2 separate regions of the Homo sapiens genome follow, and region 1 is linked to region 2. Evidence: chromatin loops called from intact Hi-C (ENCODE). Cell type or tissue: Caco-2. All regions are shown on one strand. Region 1 overlaps KDM4C (lysine demethylase 4C). Region 2 overlaps KDM4C (lysine demethylase 4C).

Region 1 (4,000 bases), 110 kb before region 2:
AAACATAAGTAAAAATTTTAGGTTTATAATTTTTCAGCTAGTAGCCTAAGGACATCTATTCCTAAATAATGTCACATAAAAGAAATTCAACACCAAACTCCACTTAGATGAACTGAGTAGAGATTAGAAAGCCAATCACAGAGTCATATTCCTTAGACAATGAACAGAAAAAAAATATGCCTATAAATTACCAATTTCAATGTCACAACTCATCATGCCAACCACATTTTACAAATTAGGGAACAAAGGCCCAAGGCAGGTAAACTGCTCAGCAACAAGACAGCTAGTCACAGCCTAGAGACCCTCTGTGCCAGCTCTCATAGCACCCCAGCACTCTAGGGTTGTTTTGGTTGTATGTTTTTCGTTTTGTGGTTGGTTGATTTTGGCTTTTGTTTTTAAGAAAATCTGGGTTGCTCTCTTTCTAAATTTTAAAATATTTTTATTGACAAGCAGAACAGAACACAAAATTATTACACCAACATTTATATTTCCACCAAATCTTACTAAGAACACCGTAATTTTCAAACAGACTTTAATAAGCAAAAGATTATCAGCCTTAAAAAAAGTTTTATTTATTTCATAATTATGTGACTTTCAAAATCTTGATTACAGCAAAAAATTTTCACCCTTAAAGAACAGAAATACTCATTTCTAGTTCCATAGTTATTTTTACTATGGACTTGCTAAGAAATTTTAAAACAACAATCTCATAATATCCTATACAAATACTAAATTGTAAAGGCATTTTAATGAGGAAATTTAATGAGGATATTAACAATAAATTTGAATAATCATTCCATGTTTTACATATAAACTATACTTTTGAAGACCTCTATTTGCTGTACTTACTAGCTCAATATATACTTAGTACAAGTTACTTCTTACTAAAGTAACTTAACTAATTTTACTTAACACCACACTTGGTTTCATTTAATGCTACTGATAACATATGCAAAACTTAATTGGATCCAATATAACTATGCAATTCACTAAAAGAAAATTCAATCATATATCCTGTTGCTTAAGGCACTGCTAATGAAATTGTTCCAACCGAAATGGGAAGACAAAATTTTAGCATAACTAAATGACTATCACCCAATGTATATTTATGGCCACTTCTTACCAGTTCTTAATTCCTGGCTTACATCACAAATATACCCAGAAAAGGGGTGTGGGTGTGGGTGTGGGTGTGGGTGTGGGTGTGGGGGTATGTCCCTTCCAAACAAGAGGGTCAGCCTTCCTCATCACACACATACATACACACACACACATACATGTAATATGAATATGCCTGCCAACAAAAAGGTAGGATATGGAGATATTTATATATGCAGATTCATTTTTCTGAAAAATTGGTAAAGTTAAAGCTCCTCAATCTAAAGTTCAACCATATGCTCACAGAAAATTTAGCTATCCTTATCTGCAGAAAGGAGGAAAAAGTAAGGCAAGATGGCTCTACTCCTACTCTGATCCTCAGTTTACTCCTAGGATCTGAATCATACCAATTCAATCTCCTCATTCCTCTCCTCCTAGGTAGGCTTACTGGCCTATTATTTTCTACAAGTATTTCCCAGGTGCAGCTATTCCTATCTTAGCCAAATGATTTAATTAGTTCTACTTTTCTTCTTTTAGATGGAAGACAGTGTCTCAATTTCTTTTCAAATTCTATAAATATCAAGTTCATTTTAAAATCATAACTAATTATTAATAAAATTCTTATGGTTAACCAACTATTGCTATAGTTTAATAGCTTCAGAAATAATCAAAGGATGAAAACTTCCTTCCAATCACAGCCCCGTACACGGAAGACATGTAATATTTCCCAAGTAGAACTAAATCCTCAAACTGAAAGCCATACTGTGGTAATATCCAGTGAAGCACAACTGGGCAAAAATGCCTTCAAGCAGAGGTCACTCTCCTTCCCTGCCTTAGTCATTATCTTGCTCAAAGTGAACCCACTCATCTCCATGCTTATCCCTGTGAAATATTTTACATGCTTCTCTCTTCTGTTATCAATGCTATGCTTTGTTACACAGTATTTAAATAATGACAAAGCTATGTAATGTTTCCTATACAAATAACTTTGAAAGTTCCCTGAATGAGCCCAAAACCCTGCCCGAGGGTCTGACAAAGGACAGTCTGAAGATAAGTAATAATGCTAATAAAACTGGAATGTCACCATCAGATTTTTCTGTTTTTAATGTTTCCACATAACAAAGGAACTAGGAAAGACTAATTTTAATGTTTTAGAAATTCAACCAAGAGCCAAATCATTGTTCTTGCCATGAACAATAAAATCAGAGCACTACCCCACTCAGCAGTCAAGAAGCAATATGCCTCCATGTACCATCTTGACAACCCCAAAATCTTGCTCAAAAGATACTACTATTCTTTTAATCAATTATCTCACTCTGTCAATAAAGCCCTAGGGGATCAAAGAACAATTCTGTTCTCTAAATACAAGTTGCAGGGCTGGAAGGGCCCTTAAAAATAATCTTGTTAGGCCAGGTGTGGTGGCTCACGCCTGTAATCCCAGCACTTTGGGAGGTCGAGGCGGGCAGATCATGAGGTCAGGAGACCGAGACCACCCTGGCTAACAAGGTGAAACCCCATTTCTACTAAAAATACAAAAAATTATCCGGGTGTGGTGGCGGGCGCCTGTAGTCTCAGCTACTTGGGAGGCTGACGCAGAAGAATGGCGTGAAGCCAGGAGGTGGAGCTTGCAGTGAGCTGAGATGGCGCCACTGCACTCCAGCCTGGGTGACAGAGCAAGACTCCATCTCAAAAAAAATCTTGCTTAGCACTTTCTAAGCCTTTTTCCTGTTTCCATACCATTACAGAGGCAGAATCACTAACACCTCTAATTACCAGCAATAACTGGCACCTGGGAGAATGAAGGACAGCAGAAACATACATCCCTCAGGGATGAAGTACCCAGCATACCCTGAAAAAAGCTCCCTAGCTGATTCTGACAGGGTAGTACATTATAATGAATGAACGAAAGAATGGGGTGATTTCTAATTACCATATCTAAGAACCTCTGCTTGGTCCTGACTCCCCACAACCTCCCTGATGTCGGATGATAGATTTGTGTATGCGAAGCTTTTTTATGTTTTTCCTTCAGATTTTTTTTTCCGGTAATACCACAATGGCCCAAGTCAGAATGCTAAACAAAAGCTTCACATAGCACTTTCAAACCTGCAGTCTATGTGTGTAGGCTGACAGACAGCCCTTGCCTGTAAGAAGGTGAGCACCTGGCTTCAGGGGCACTCAGTCACATTGCATTTGAACACTAGACTCACTGACTTCTCTGCAACAGCACCCCTGCTAACCCTACACCACGGCACTACTTTGATGGGCAACTGCAGCAATTTGAAGCCAAACACAACTCTAATCTGTTTCAAAGCATGCCATGAGAAGAGAGAGAAAGAAAGAAAAGACAACAAAACAGCAAGGTGCATATATTTTCATGTGTTTTCCAGCAACCAGCTTCCTCGGTAGAGGGGAACGCACGTTAAACAAGAACTGGAAAGCACCATCTAAGAGACATTGCACAAGCCACTTCACCACGGTCAGACCTAGTCTACCTCACAGAACAACACGGAACAGATCGACTGAGTCATATTTAGGAGCTCATTATACACTGTCAGACCTCATCTACCTCACAGAACAACACGGAATGCAGCAACTGAGTCATATTTAGGAGCTCATTATTAAAAGATGGCTAAATCACTTCTCGGCCTTTTGGCTAAGATCAAGGGTAAATGATGGCTACAAGGCAATGAGGTGAGCCTGACTTGCTGCCCCCCACATCCAGTAAACTTGAGAAAATGTTCAAAAAGTATCAGTTCAAACAATCCTAACATCAAGGGTCAGACAGGCACATAAAAGGCTGATTACAATTTGAAAGAACCCAGGAAAGCACAGTACCTTTTTGCAACCCATCGGAATATCCAAAACTCAACTCTCCAGCAGCCTGATGATCAGGCCCTATGTTCTC
Region 2 (4,000 bases):
ATCTACACAAACTCCTTCAGTAGCATGATATTGAGATCTATCCTCATTGACAACTCTTTGAGTACTGACGTCTTATTAAAAAGAACCTTCTTATAAAAAAAAGTCTTGCATTTGCTTGGTTCTTTACTGTGCTTTAACATATGTTACTTCATTTTCATTCTTAAAAGTTCTCTGTGATGTTAGTTAGCAGGCTGTGATTATTCCCATTTGAGAAATGATGAAACCAAGACTTAGAAATGGAAATAAATTTTCTAAGGTCAAACAGCAAATAGGTGCAATGAACTGACTCCAAGTTTTGTATCCCGGACCCAGATCCCAAATATAACTGACCTCTTTGCTAGGCTCTCCAGCTGCCAAAAAAGAAAAGAGAAGAGAAGAAAAAAAGGAAAAAGATCACACCAAAGCCCACTAAATAAGGAACAAATCTTCTCTCCACTAGATAAACAATTCTGATCAATTTTTAAGAAATGTATGACATGTTATTTAAGATGTTCCAGATTGCATGGAAAAAAAAAACAGCAAGCTTAGAAATCCTTTCTTAAGAAGCCTAAAATGAGTAACAAAACTTAAAAACGACCCAAGAAAACTGCAAACCAGCTTCACTTAAGAGTATTGATGAAAATTTCCTTTTTTAAAATGAACAAACTCCAGGCCAGGTGTAGTGGCTCACGCTTGTAATCCCAGCACTTTGGGAGGCTGAGGTGGGTGGATCATTTGAGGTCAGGAGTTCGAGACCAGCCTGGCCAACATGGTGAAACCCCGCCTCTACTAAAAATACAAAAATTACCCGGGCATGGTGATGGGCACCTGTAGTCCCAGTTACTCGGGAGGCTGAGGCAGGAGAATCACTTGAACCCGGGAGGTGGAGGTTGCAGTGAGCAGAGATTGCATCACTGCACTCCAGCCTGGGCAACAGAGTGAAACTCCCTCTTTAAAAAAAAAAGAAAGAAAAACAAAAAGTGTCAAGATCATGAAAATCAAGACCATGAAGATCAAGGAAAAAAAAATCAAGATCATGAAAATCCTTCTCAAATCCATATTTGAGATTGAAGGATGCTTAAAAGACCTACAACAAGAATACATATTGCACAATTCTGGACTGGATACTTTTGCTATGAAGAACATTAATTACTATAACAAATAGTGAAATATGAAGAATCTAAAAATTAGATGATAGTAATGTATCAGTGTTAATTTCCTGATTTTGATGGATATACTGCAGTTATGGAGAAAAATGTAGGAAATACACATTGAGTTACTGAGGAGTGAGGGAGCATGAAGACAACCATTTGTGTAAAAAAATGTAAACACACACATAAATTTATATAGAATATCTCTAAAATTCCCTAAAAGGGAAGCCCAGCAGGTTAAAAAAAAAAAAAAAATCCTGTTCAGCACTACCCATCAGCTGGGGCCTGCCTATCTGTCACCAAAAACTATGTGATCATTTATGTGCTTTCCCAGGGACCGAGATTTTCTAGAAAGAGCCCTAATGAGAAGACACAAGCATTTCAGATCCAGATTCTAGTTCTTCTTGCCAGTTTAATTAGGGAACCACACTGAAGACATTAGTCTTCCAATGCCTGACACTCTCGGTCGACTGAAAAAGTTCATATTCCCTAAAAGGGAATTTTAGACAGAAGGGAACTAGCTGTCTAAAGGCTAAAAGTGAGAACCATGTACACATTTTACCCTTTAATACCTTCTGAATTTTATATCTTGTTACATACCTTGTATTGCCTATTTGAAAATACTAAAAGAAATATTATGTGTGTATATATAATACAAACTTAGAAAAATAAATAAAATTATCAAAAAAAAAAGGAAAATGATTTTACCTATCTCAGGGCCAGATTCTTCCTGCTAATGAAAGCTGCCTGAATATTATAGACTGAGAGGTATCACTTTATGTGCCCAAATTTTAGGGAAGGATTCCTTTTTGAAAGTTAAATAGATGGCCAGATGGCCAAGCACAGAAGATCACGCCTGTAATCCCAGCACTTTGGAAGGCTGAAGCGGACATCACCTGAGGTCAGGACTTCAAGACCAGCCTGGACAACATGGCAAAACCCCATCTCTACTAAAAACGGCAAAACCCCATCTGTACTAAAAACACAAAAATTAGCCAGGCATGGTGGCAGGTGCCTGTAGTCCCAGCTACTCGGGAGACTGAGGCAGAAGAATCGCTTGAACCTGGGAGGCAGAGGTTGCAGTGAGCCGAGATCATGCCATTGCACTGCATCCTAGGTGACAGATCAAGACACCGTCTCAAAAAAAAAGGGGGCCGTGCATGGTGGCTCACGCCTGTAATCCCAACACTTTGGGAGGCTGAGGCAGGCGGATCACAAGGTCAGGAGTTCGAGACCATCCTGCCGAACGTGGTGAAACCCTGTCTCCACTAAAAACACAAAAAAATTAGCCGGGCGTGAGGTGAGGGGTGCCTGTAGTCCCAGCTACTCGGGAGGCTGAGGCAGGAGAATGGCGTGAACCCAGGAGGCGGAGCTTGCAGTGAGCCGAGATCGTGCCACTGCACTCCAGCCTGGGCGACACAGCGAGACTCCATCTCAAAAAAGAATAAAAAAAAAGCAAAAAAGAAAGTTAAATAGATAAAAAACAAAATGAGATAAACTACCTGCAAAAAAAACACTTCAGTTCACCCACTCAAAGGGATGCCTGTGACCATTCAAAGTATCTGATGGACTCTCAGAACAGAACAGAATCAACAATATACTAATGATCAGACAAAGCCTGTCCTGAGGACTGGAATTTAAACAAACATCTGGTACAAAAAACAAATGCAAAGATGGAGGTAAAAAGGGAGCCAAATGAAGGAATTTATCGCTTCTTTAACCTTATTCAACAAGAGAAAACGTACTGGCAGAGAAGAATGTTCTGATAAGCAGAGGTGAATGCTCAAGGGTCAGGGAAGCCCAGCAGGTTAAAAAAAAAAAAAATCCTGTTCAGCACTACCCATCAGCTGGGGCCTGCCTACCTGTCACCAAAAACTATGTGATCATTTATGTGCTTTCCCAGGGACCGAGACTTTCTAGAAAGAGCCCTAATGAGCAGACACAAGCATTTCAGATCCAGATTCTAGTTCTTCTTGCCAGTTTAATTAGGGAACCACACTGAAGACATTAGTCTTCCAATGCCTGACACTCTCGGTCGACTGAAAAAGTTCATATTTCTAAATGTACAATGCTAAAAATGGAAGCAGGACTATGAACTCCACTAAAATGTCCCACACCGAGACCCCCACTAAAGGGGGCCAACTGTCCTAAGTCTGACATTTCTAATTTCAAAAATTTTCCCATTCCTTCCCAGTAAACAGCAAATCAATACTTGAAATTATAGCTTTTTGTACGATTATCATACATAAGTTGAGCATCTCAAACCAAAAATCTGAAATACTCCAAAATCTGAAAGTTTCGAGGGCAAACATGACACTCAAAGTAAATGCTCATTTCAGATTTCAAATTCTCAGATTACAGATGCTCAGTTGTAACTATAGCATCTGTAATGTATAGTAAAATGCAATATTCCCAAATCTGAAAAAAATATAAAATTCATGTATTTCAGATAAGGAATACTCAACCTATACAATATATTTTCATATATTTTAAAATATTTACTTTGCCAAGCACAGTGGCTATTGCCTGTAATCCCAGCACTTTGGGAGGCTGAGGTGGGCGGATCACCTGAGGTCAGGAGTTAGTGACCAGCCTGGCCAACATGGTGAAACCCCATCTCTACTAAAAGCACAAAAATTAGCCTGGTGCGGTGGCACACACCTGTAGTCCCAGCTACTCAGGAGACTGAGGCAGGGGAATAGCTTGAACCCAGGAGGTGAAGGTTGCAGTGAGCCGAGATCACACCACTGCACTCCAGCCTGGGTGACAGAGAAAGACTCCATCCCCCTGCAAAAAAAAGAAAAAGAAAATAGAGTACAGCATAGTTGATAAAGTTTTGTGAAACTTTTGTTTCAATTTTATATATTTAT

The links. Peaks named below come from ENCODE experiments on the same cell type or tissue, not always from the same donor. Only the 100,000 strongest peaks of a DNase experiment are listed, where the experiment ranks them.
Region 1: a loop joins it to region 2, with 3 times the contacts of the local background. A loop is called at or near these places in 1 of 110 quality-filtered maps.

The regions. Positions count from the first base shown.
Region 1 is chr9:6,876,002-6,880,001 of GRCh38, reverse strand. All of the region lies in intron 5 of KDM4C (lysine demethylase 4C), which reads right to left. Among named protein-coding and RNA genes, the nearest start is that of KDM4C, 120 kb to the right of the region's middle. In Caco-2, no CTCF peak of the experiment used is centred here; a DNase peak (open chromatin) is centred at 2,101.
Region 2 is chr9:6,765,723-6,769,722 of GRCh38, reverse strand. All of the region lies in intron 1 of KDM4C (lysine demethylase 4C), which reads right to left. Among named protein-coding and RNA genes, the nearest start is that of KDM4C, 9.8 kb to the right of the region's middle. RefSeq lists enhancers at 1,643-2,286, 2,287-2,932. In Caco-2, no CTCF peak of the experiment used is centred here; no DNase peak of the experiment used is centred here.